Regions from separate parts of the Mus musculus genome. Here region 2 is linked to region 1. The links are chromatin loops, found by intact Hi-C in ENCODE. Cell type or tissue: left cerebral cortex. All regions are shown on one strand. Links, peaks and the distances in the headings refer to the core of each region. The heading gives the core; the rest is flanking DNA. Region 1 has its middle 130 kb from the start of Gm22723. Region 2 has its middle 98 kb from the start of Gm5570.

The links. A loop is a pair of places that touch in the nucleus more often than their neighbours do. Peaks named below come from ENCODE experiments on the same cell type or tissue, not always from the same donor. Only the 100,000 strongest peaks of a DNase experiment are listed, where the experiment ranks them.
Region 2: it touches region 1 in a loop (6-fold over the local background); 6 of 42 quality-filtered maps call a loop at or near these places.

What each region holds. Positions count from the first base shown.
Region 1 is chr6:59,939,949-59,945,342 of GRCm38, forward strand. It overlaps the pseudogene Gm18012. Among named protein-coding and RNA genes, the nearest start is that of Gm22723, 130 kb to the right of the region's middle. In left cerebral cortex, for the core only: no CTCF peak of the experiment used is centred there; no DNase peak of the experiment used is centred there.
Region 2 is chr6:60,173,458-60,178,851 of GRCm38, forward strand. No RefSeq gene overlaps it. Among named protein-coding and RNA genes, the nearest start is that of Gm5570, 98 kb to the left of the region's middle. In left cerebral cortex, for the core only: no CTCF peak of the experiment used is centred there; a DNase peak (open chromatin) is centred at 2,686.

The DNA of each region.
Region 1 (5,394 bases), core at 69-5,068:
TAATATGTATGTTCCCAAATACCTTTACTTGAAAAACAATTTACATATTACACATGAAGGGGAAACAAATCATTCCCAGGAACTCACATATGTTCATAAGTAAGCACTTTGTTATAGATTAAGAAGGTATTAAAAAAAAGTCATGTAATTTTCTCTAACATTTTCTTTTTATTGACAGGTTGTTATTTGTGGTTAATAAAGAAAGCACAATTAGTTTATTATTAGCCTTAACATAGTAATCTTATATAAATCTTAAAACTGTCATAAATCTAAACATTTATATAAAAATCTATCAGTCATTTCTACTTTTTTATTAGATGTTCTCTTTATTTACCTTTCAAATGCTATCCTGAAAGTTCCTTATACCCTCCCCCCGCCCTGCTCTCCTACCCACCCACTCTCACTTCTTAGCCCTGGCATTCCACTCTACTGGGGCATATAAAGTGTGCAAGACCTATGGGCCTCTCTTCCCAATGATGGCCGACTAGGCCATCTTCTGCTACATATGCAGCTAGAGACACCAGCTCAAGTCAAAGTTTGATCAAAGAACTCCACATAAAACTAAAGACACTGAAATTTATAGAGGAGAAAGTGGGAAAAGCCTCAAAGATATGGACACATGGTAAAAATTCCTGAACAGAACAGCAATGGCTTGTGCTGTAAGATCAAGAATTGATGACTAGGACCTCATAAAATTGCAAAGCTTCTATAAGGCGGCAAAAGACACTGTCAATAAGACAAAAAGGCCACCAGCAGATTGGGAAAGGATTTTTACCAATCCTAAATCTGATAGGTGACTAATATCCAATATATACAAAAGCTCAAGAAGCTGGACTCCAGAAATTCATTTCTACTTTTAATCTTCAAGGTATACATCTACTGATCATCAATGTTTTTATTAAATCCAATCAGGAATTTGATGGAAAATATTTTTGAACACCTTGATCACCTGTCCAGTTCTAGGAGAGCCATGTCAGGAAGTACTAGTAGGGCTGCCATTGTTCTTCTTCACTGACTACAAGAAATTGCTAGATCAATTACTAAGAGTCTTCCTTTTGGATCTACAAATTGTTTCCTAAGATGTTGTCCATAGTACCACACAACCATGGACACAAACATCTTAATCTACCTTTATTAACAAGATATATCTCCATATATTTTCTAAAGGTAGTGTTTATTGCTGAACATCTACAAATCTAAATTCTTTTAAGGGTGGTAATTGAAACATTAACTGTTCCATCAATGATACTTAACAAAGATCAAGCATTATTAATGTCAGTGCTAATATAACTGCGCAGTGAGGGGCTGGAAGACCCCTCCAAGTTCTTGCACAACACTTAGATTAGGAAAAATGTAAGGACTGAGAGTATTACAAGCAGAGCCATGCTCCATAATAGCATGAAGTTATCAAGACACTTACCCTTCAGGGTTCAGCCTGTCTGCAACATGCTTGTGTTAGATGTGCTACTGGGTAGAACACAGCCCATGAGTTCTAAAACAATTTGTTAGTCCTCTCAAATGGGCCTATGCAAGAACAGAGATCATACAGTATCTCCTTGTTGGCAGATTCTCATATGTACAAACTTGACTAGGTTTTATTTTAAATTAAGGTATAGCTGTTTTAAAAAAAAGCAAGTAAATAAAAAATTAGTAAATAATATAGAAGTATTGTAAGCATATATAATATATATAATGTAAGTATTATATAAGCATGTAAGAACAAATATTAAAATATTGTTACATTAAACTTCATGGTAGAATTGTTTTACAAACTCTGGAAATATATGTGTGTATATTTATATTTAATATATATGATATATAAAATATACTGTGTAATATATATATATATATATATATATATATATATATATATATTATACATACATACACACACATACACCCACACACAGACGCACACGACTTTTGCAGCATTAAAAACAGTTGAACATCAAAGGACAAAAAAAAAAGACTTGAAATGTCATTTCTATATCATCAATCCTAGCACTGGATAGATTTGAGTGGAGACTATGCATGTTACTATGACAATATCTGAGAGGCTACTTGTCATTCAGGTGCAAGGAGACCCCGTGTCAAATATATGTCATAGAATGACAATACTAACACCCAGAAAATTAAAAATATGCAGTAATAATTATACATCTGTAGGAGGATGGTTTTTGGCACTGTGTATATAGAAGCAGATTTCAATGTCCAGATATCTGGTTGCAATGTGGATGATGGCACTGTCAACTATCTCTGTTCTCTCTGCTATACAAAAAGTGTTTTCCATCACCTCTGATTGGTTAAAAATATTTGATGACACAATTATCTAGGCAGAAGAGAATAGTGCAAGAAATTTCGCAGAAAAATTGACATACCCCTCGAGCAGTCTCGAGCTAGGCATGACCACCCCACCTAAGAGACTCTGCCCTTTTCCATCCACCAGCTCTGAGGGGACCTGCATCAGGAAGGTCTCCATAGAGGGGAACATCCCCGCCTGGAAGTCACCGTTTGTGAATATCCTAAAGCAAGTTTGTCAGGATTGGGAAGTGGTTCCTGAGCCTGTCGCCAAGTGGTGCAATGTGCAGAATACTCAAGACAAATTTGAGGAATTGAAAAGGTCTCAGAAAAGCCATGGGGATGTTTGTCAGATGAGGAATGAGATACCTGGACGGTGTTTCTTTTAACTTCCAATCATATGCCTGTTTCAGCCGGATCCTATCTCAGTGTTCCTCTGTCAATGGCAAGCTCAAAGATGCAGAGAAACCTGTATTATTTTTTGAACCATCTGTGTATAGTGGCAGGTGTGTTTTTCTATCTAATTTGTATGAATCCAACTGCATGAATAAAACAGAGTGGAGAATATATCAAGACTGGCATAAGTGAGCCAGGCAGTGGTGGCACACACCTTTAATCCCAGCTCTTGGGAGGCAGAGGCAGGTAGATTTCTGAATTCAAGGCAAGCCTGGTCTACAGAGATACAGGGTGAGTTCCAGGACAGCCAGGAAACAAAACAAAACAAAACAAAACAAAACAAAACAAAATCCAAAAAAAAAAAAAAAAGACTGGTATGAGGGGATGAATAGTCAGTTCAGCCAAAGCCTTGAATTGGATAGAATAATTTATTTTAGAGCTACTCCAGAGAAATGCTGCAGTAGAATATATATATATGGAAAAAAGAAGAACAAGTCATTCTTCTTGAATATTTAGAGAAACTTCACCATAAACATGAAAGCTGGCTCATTCATCAGACCCTGAAAGCCAACTTTGATTATCCCCAAGAGGTGTCTGTCTTCATACTGTACGTAGACAAACAGTAAAGTCTGGTTTAAAAGGTCAAAGTATTTTTGAGTACTTTGTGATTGCATAGGAGACAAGGAGCAACAAAATGTTTACAAATGCTTCAGTTTTGTGTAATGCTATAGTTTAATATTCACACAGAAGTCTTTATAAGATGTTTTAAAACCATTTCTGTTTCAAAGAAAAGCCTAATTATACATATAATATATATGGTTTATTTAATATTTATATATATGGTTATTTAATATTTATATATAGCTTATTTAATATTTATAATCATATATAAAACTTTGTGTCCCTCCTTTATTCTCTTACATCGTCCACTTCTGTTCTTCCTTCCGGTTTTAAATAAGGTGTGTATCTCTCACAGCAGGAAGTCTGGAGGTAGATTTTCATAGAATCAGTGCAGGGAGTAAATAAATTGTTGTAACATGCCCATTCTTCTCTGCCTTTGAACTTGTTATCCTGAGCAGATTAACATGCTTTCATTGTGTCTTTGCTTCAGTAGTGACCAGTTTCATAACTGGACACTTTAATGTTCCATGTAGAGGATGTGTGTCTTATGCGAGCTTGTATACCTATTGCAAGCTGAAAATTGGAGTCTCTGGAATAGTTTTACTGAGGTGTTTGTTTTGTTTTCTTCCTGTTCCCTTTGGTAGTGCTGGAGATTGAAGCCAGGGTCTATCATGCAGCAGAAGCTCTACAGAACTGTTCCTGCCTTTGATATTTTGTTTATACCAAGTGTCTCTCCTGCTCTACTTGTTGTTGAGGATAAGACTAGGTTAGTGTCACCACAGTAATGTTTACTACTGTGTTTGTGGTGCTGTTTGTAGAGCAGGAGGCTAAACTTTCTAATTTGGTAATGGTATAATTACTTTAAATCTTTTAATTTTTAATCTGTTTTTTCATCAGGGACAAGTGTGTTTTATTTATGTGAAATTTTGGTCCAGAAGAAATTTTTATTTAAGAGGTAGCTAAGTAGTTTTTTATATGAGTAAAAAGCTTCATTAAAATAGCTGTAGCTGAGACTGCCCTACCCTGGGATCCACCCCATAAACAACCACCAAACCCAGAGTCTACTGCATATGTCAACAAGATTTTGCAGACAGGACCCTGATATAGCTCTCTCCTGTGAGGCTATGCCAGTGCCTGGCAAATACAGAAGAGGATGCTCTCACAGTCATCTACTGGATGGAACACAGGGCCCCTAAAAAAGGAGCTAGAGAAAGCACCCAAGGAGCTAAAGGGGTCTGCAACTCTATGGGAGGAACAACAATATGAACTCACCAGTACCCCTAGAGCTCGTGTTTCTAGCTGAATATGTAGCACAGGATGGCCTACTCTGCCATCAGTGGGAGGAGAGACTCTTGGTCTTTCGAAGATTATATGCCCCAGTATAGGGGAATGCCAGGGCCAAGAATTGGGAGTGGGTGGGTTGGGGAGCAGGGGAGAATATAGGGGATTTTCAGAGAGCAAACTAGTAAAGGGGATAGCATTTGAAATGTAAATGAAGAAAATATCTAACAAAAAAAGATAGCTGCTGCTTTTCTCAGAATACTTCAATTAAAATACTTGTTTAAATTATGTTTGTTTTTTTAAAGACAGGGTCTCTCTACATACCCCTAGCTTTCCAGGAACTCATTGTGTAGGCCAGACTGTCCTGGCCTTGAACTCACAGAGATCCACCGCCTCTCTCCCCACTCCCACTACTCAGATAAGGTATACAACACCACACCTGACTGTGATATTTTAAAATCACTTAAGGTGCAAATCAAGGTTTTCCTATTTTTCTTTTGTTCTAACTAAATTTCTTTTAGTTTTCATGTAAAATGATGATAGCTCATGCCTAGGTTTTCCATTTTCCCCATTGGCCCTGTGTTGATAATGAGTGGCATCTTTTTGACTTTATAACTGGTGAGACCCTGAGAAGCTTAGGTGAGCATTTTAGCCTCACAATCTATACAACCTCACCGCTCATCACCTGGCAGACATTTTCCCTGTTCTGGCTGAATTTAGTAGGCTGCCTGCCAATTTGAGATTTATGTCACATTTCTCTGAAGAGTGCTGTGGTCACACTGTGCTTGATAGTTTCCC
Region 2 (5,394 bases), core at 60-5,059, 230 kb after region 1:
AGCAAGTGAACAAAGGAGTGAGAGCATTGAGAGCAAGGAGGGGACTAACAGCCCCTTTTAAAGTGAGCTGCTATCTTTTCTGTTGCTAGGTAACTCGGGGGCGGGGGAGTTTAGCCTTAAGGTTTGAAGCTTGGGACATTGCCTACATGACTACTAGCCATGTTTCTCTTCTGGGGGCTCTGAGGGGCTGTAACTTAGACAGGAGCCAGAGTTCCAGGAGCATGAGAGGACTCTTTCCATCCCATGTAGGTAAATTATGTCCACGGGGTTCCGGGATTCAGCATCTCAGCTCAACTGGAGACCAACCTGTCTGTGCATAGCACAATGCCCAACAAACTGATATTTTTCATCACAGATAATGAATTTCTTCTTTCTCTCAGGATGCTCTCTGTCTGTGTAACCAACACTCTATGGCACAAATAGCAGTCCATTGCTTCTAAGTTAGGCTAACAAGCTGCAACTTTGTTTTCATCCCTCTCTTCATTGGTAACTTTGGAGAAAGCCAGGTATTGTATCTCTGTGAGACATACATTGTGAGGAACAGAGGACTCTAAAAACCCTGAGCCTGACCTGGGAAGTAGATTCTCTTCCCTATTCAGTTTTTCAGATGCTGCAGTCTGGCTTGCATCCTTATTAGTAATTCCATAAATGGCTCAGAGTGAGAACCCCAGAAAGTGTGTGGTGGTGAAGTTTTATTGTTCTTTGTTTCGAAAGTGTGATGTATCTGTGAAATTGTCATAGACATCATCACAGGAGGAAACAGAGGAACACTGAGTCTAAGATAATAGGATGAAAATGAAGATTCAACTACTTCTTACATTTTCTAAATCGCAGTAGCAATAAGATTGACATTCTTCATAAGTCTATTTGTCCTCTCTCATGAAGATTTATTTGTTTTCTCATTGAAAGAATGATGTTCTTATCAGCTTCAAAGACATTTTTTCATGGTTCAAGAACTTTCATACCATGAGTGCAACCATCAAATCTCCCAACTGGTACTTAGTTAGCTCTTAGGAGGTACTTAATACCAATTTCTTTCTCTTCTATGAAAATTGTGATTTGTGAAATATATCTACCTACATTTCTTAGAAGATTTGTTTACTAGTAAATGAAGAGTTTTGCCATGCCCAAATTCTCTTATACCAAGTAATGAAAGCATGCAACCAACAAATATGCCCACAAGCACAAAGAATTCTAAAGAAAAACAAGGGTTAGGAAGAAGCATGCAGCAAGTTATGTCTCAAAACTTTCTTTTACTTACAATACAGTTAGACAGTAGAGTAGTATAAAAATAACTGAATTTATTTATCATATATTTTACAATATATTTGTACTGGTACATTTCCTTAAGGATCCCAACTTTTGCAACATGCTTCTGATATATTTTTAGAAGCTAGTATTTAGTGAACTTGTAGCAGCAAGAGGCCAAAAATTACCTCTGAGCTAAAGGTCAGATTTGAAGATTTTTGAAAATAACAAAATGTTCAAACAATGGAAAGTCAAGTTTTAAGACAAGGTACCCTTTTCAAATGATTGAATGAAGTTTTCCTTTGTATCAAAATTATAGTATACAAGATTAAATTGTTAAATAAATTGTAGTCATATAGTATCATGTTAGAATATTTATAGCAAAAAAAAAACAATATTTAAAGTTGGTATGAAATGGAGTGCACATATTTTGTCAAATTCTAAATACTACATTTAAAGAGACCCCCCCCCAAAAAATGATTGCACACATCCATGAAACAACCAACATGTTTTAATGCACATACATGTATACACTTCTAAGTTTTGTTACTAGGGAGACTTGATGCTTAAGAGAGATTATATGGTTGGCCTTGTGGTAGTAGAATTGACCTTGTTGGAGGATAAACTTTGAGTTTTCAAATGATCTGTACAGGTCCATTGTCTCTTCCTGTTGCATGTTGATTAGGATTTGGAACTCTCAGTAACTTACCTAGCACTCTATCTCTAAGTCTCCATGCAAAACACCATGCTGATTATGGACTAAACCTCTAAAACTGTAAGCAAGTCCCAAGTCAAGCATTCCTTTATAAGAGTTGCCATCTTCTTGGTGTCTCTTCACTCCAATAGAATATTTTGCAAGACATGTTCCATAAATGTTTTCTCCTTTGAATTAAAAAAATAAATCAGAAAATCCTTTTGTTGTGGGTTTTTTGTTTTTTGTTTTTTGTCTTGTTTTGTTTTGCTATTTGAAGTTTTCAAAGTGAAATACCTGAAATGGAAAATCTAGAAAGTTACAGAAATCAACAATGTGTATTATCAGTGAAAATACATTTGTTATCAAACCCATGACCTTAAATCCTTCAAAATATCCAGACAGCAGTTGAGTCTGGAAGTACCTATATTTTTTGAGTTCAGCTCCAGGTATCCTTCATATTATAGATAAAACTCCAGATTTAATATTCACCTGGAAAGTCTGTGACTTTCTATGGAATATTCTCACCTAAATAATTTCCTTGTCTTTGCATACATTGAAAATTCTTACATGAAAGAATCAACTCCCTCAGAAAAATTAGAGGCAATCCCCTTCATGATTTTTCAGCAAAACCTGCTCTTGTCACTCTTGCTGAGTGCAACAGGCACTGGTCTAGGGTTTCCCATAGCCAGATGGATAAACCCACATGTAGTGGCTATTCCTGGTTGTCAACTTGACTATATTTGGAATGAACTACAATCCAGAATTGGAAGGCTCATCAGTGACTCTTATCTGGAGGCTTGGAGATAGAAGTTTCTGATCTGGATCTTGGTATGGAGATCTTGAGGCATAATGGCTATGGATTCCAGAAGAATAAATCTCCAAGTTCAAGGTCATCTGGGATGAAAGGTGTGGTGGAACACACCTTTAATCTGGGCTACACCTTCTGCTGGAGACAATGTAAGGATATTGGAAGAAGGGAGTCTCGCCCTTGCTACTTCGCCTGCTTACTTTGTGGGACTGAGTAACTGCTAGATCCTTGAACTTTGATTCATAGCTACTACTGAACCATTGTTGGGAATTGGGCTGCAGACTGTAAGTTATCAATAATTTTTTTTTTACTATATAGAGACTATCCATAAGTTCTGTGACTCTAGAGAACCCTGGCTAATACACCACATATGCTCACATATGGGAAATTGTAACTGGATATCATGGGGAAACAAAGTGTAGCTGATCTTTGATTCTTTCTGGGTTCTTCTTTCTTCCACACTTGTCCACCTTTTTACTTTACCCTTACAACCCTCTAACAATAACAGGAGAGTAAAATGGTGGAGGTAGGAGAGAAAGAGAGAGAGAGAGAGAGAGAGAGAGAGAGAGAGAGAGAGAGAGAGAGAGAGAACACTAGAGAGCCTCGATCTAATTTATTTCTTTCTCGTTTCATCTTTGAGCAATACAATTAACAAACCACAACAAATCACACTGAATAACCAAAACCCAAGATGAGCAAATCTTGGCCATCACCCAACCTGGCCTCTCAAAAACCACAAATTTGTAAACTCCCTGAGAATGTTCTGAATCCCAAATATCACACATCTGCAAAAACGATTTGCAGCTGAAAAAAAATCATGACCCTGATAGATGATGAGGAAAATGAAAGTCAGTTTCTGTGGACAATCTGAAGTAGGCCCACACCTGGCATTAACCAAAAGCACATTCTCATAATATTTCTGTGTGTTTTAAAGAAACTAAAATTGCAAAATTCTCCTTACAATGACGTTGAGATGAAGATATAAGATATTTGGGAGAGAATATTTGAAATCTAAACAGAGAATGCAAGGGTATCTAGGACCATGTTACAGCATACATCTATTTTTTAAATGTATAATTCCCCTCCATGAAAAATGCATTGTAACCAAAAAAATTTCAAATTCCTCAATTTATTGTGTGAAATTTTCGAACTTGTGTTTTAATATCTTTTGGAGTTCACTGGCTGTGTTAGTCACTGTTGAATTGTTGTGGCAATGTCACCAATACAGCTTAGACTTCTTGATTTTTTTCTAAATGTCAACACTTCACCAACATTTATCTTACACTCCACAGAATTCTAATTCCATGGGTAAAAACAAAGCAATGTTAGATGCATAATAACTTATCATATAGTCTGCCAGATTCTTCTGAAAAAAATTTTTTTACATGTGAATTAGCAGTTCATTGCACATTGTGCACATTGAAATATATTGTGAGCCTATTAAGTTCATCATTTCACTCGCAGCTGAACAACTCTACTATTCTGTTTCTGAAGGAGGAACAGGTTCTGCAAGATGACATTTCTTCTTCTCCTTCTTCTAGCCTGTTTAGTTTCTGCTGCTGAGGAACCCTTACCGGTAAAAGCCTGGGCTCTTCAGGAGTTATGCAGTGAGAGAGGTGGCTGTGGTGCATTTATTACTGTTTCACAAGACAAACAGAGTGATTCTATGAATATATTGGTTTCTTTTTGGGTTTTGTTTTTGGAATATGTTCCCTGTCTTTAAACATTATTTGTTGTAGTTAAAAATTATAATTATTTTATTTGAACTTCTTATATTGCCTGATTTTATTTTCCCTGGCTAAAGGGTATTTAAAAAAAAAAAAAAAAAAAAAAAAAAAAAAAAAAAAAACCTCTTACTAATGCCATGGCTTTTTAAACTTTTGCAGAACTAACATTATTTTCATAGTTGAAAGTCACTATACATTTGCATTAAATGTTTCACTGTTCTATACTAATTCAGGGATGATTCTTAACATAATAGAAACAAAATCAATTTGATATCTGCAGGGCAAAAACATTGTATATCATGTATTTGAAGAATAGATTTCTCACTTTTCAAGTCCTTGTACTATGGATAATATTTGTGACAATATTGATATTAATTATAATCAAGGAATATCTCCAAAGCAGGGACTTAATTTTTGAAGTTTGATTTTGTATGTTTGTGTGTAGGTACTTGTCTATGTGGGTGTATACCCATGACTACAGGTTTTGAATGGAATGTTGCAACAAAAATATAGAAACTAGGGACAAGTCACACAAAGTGTACAATTTGCACTCTTTTCTCATATGATTAGAGTGATTTTAAGAGGAAAATTTGTCCTCATGACTTGCCATACAAAGTCTTTTGATATCAAATTATGATTTGTTCCCTTTTATTTAATTTAAATTAAGTTCTTATGTGGATATTTATTACATATTTTAATTTTACATGTTTGTTTCAGCTTCATAATCAGAAACTATAATCAATTTTTACATTCTTTTCTTAATCATATTTTGCATGATATAAATCTATTATCATGTATATATGTATATATGTTTTAAAACAAGATGCTAGGCAATTATAAGGTATAATCAGAATTATACAATAATGCTGATGGCATATTTTATATAATATTTTATCACAATGCTAAATACTTTCTAT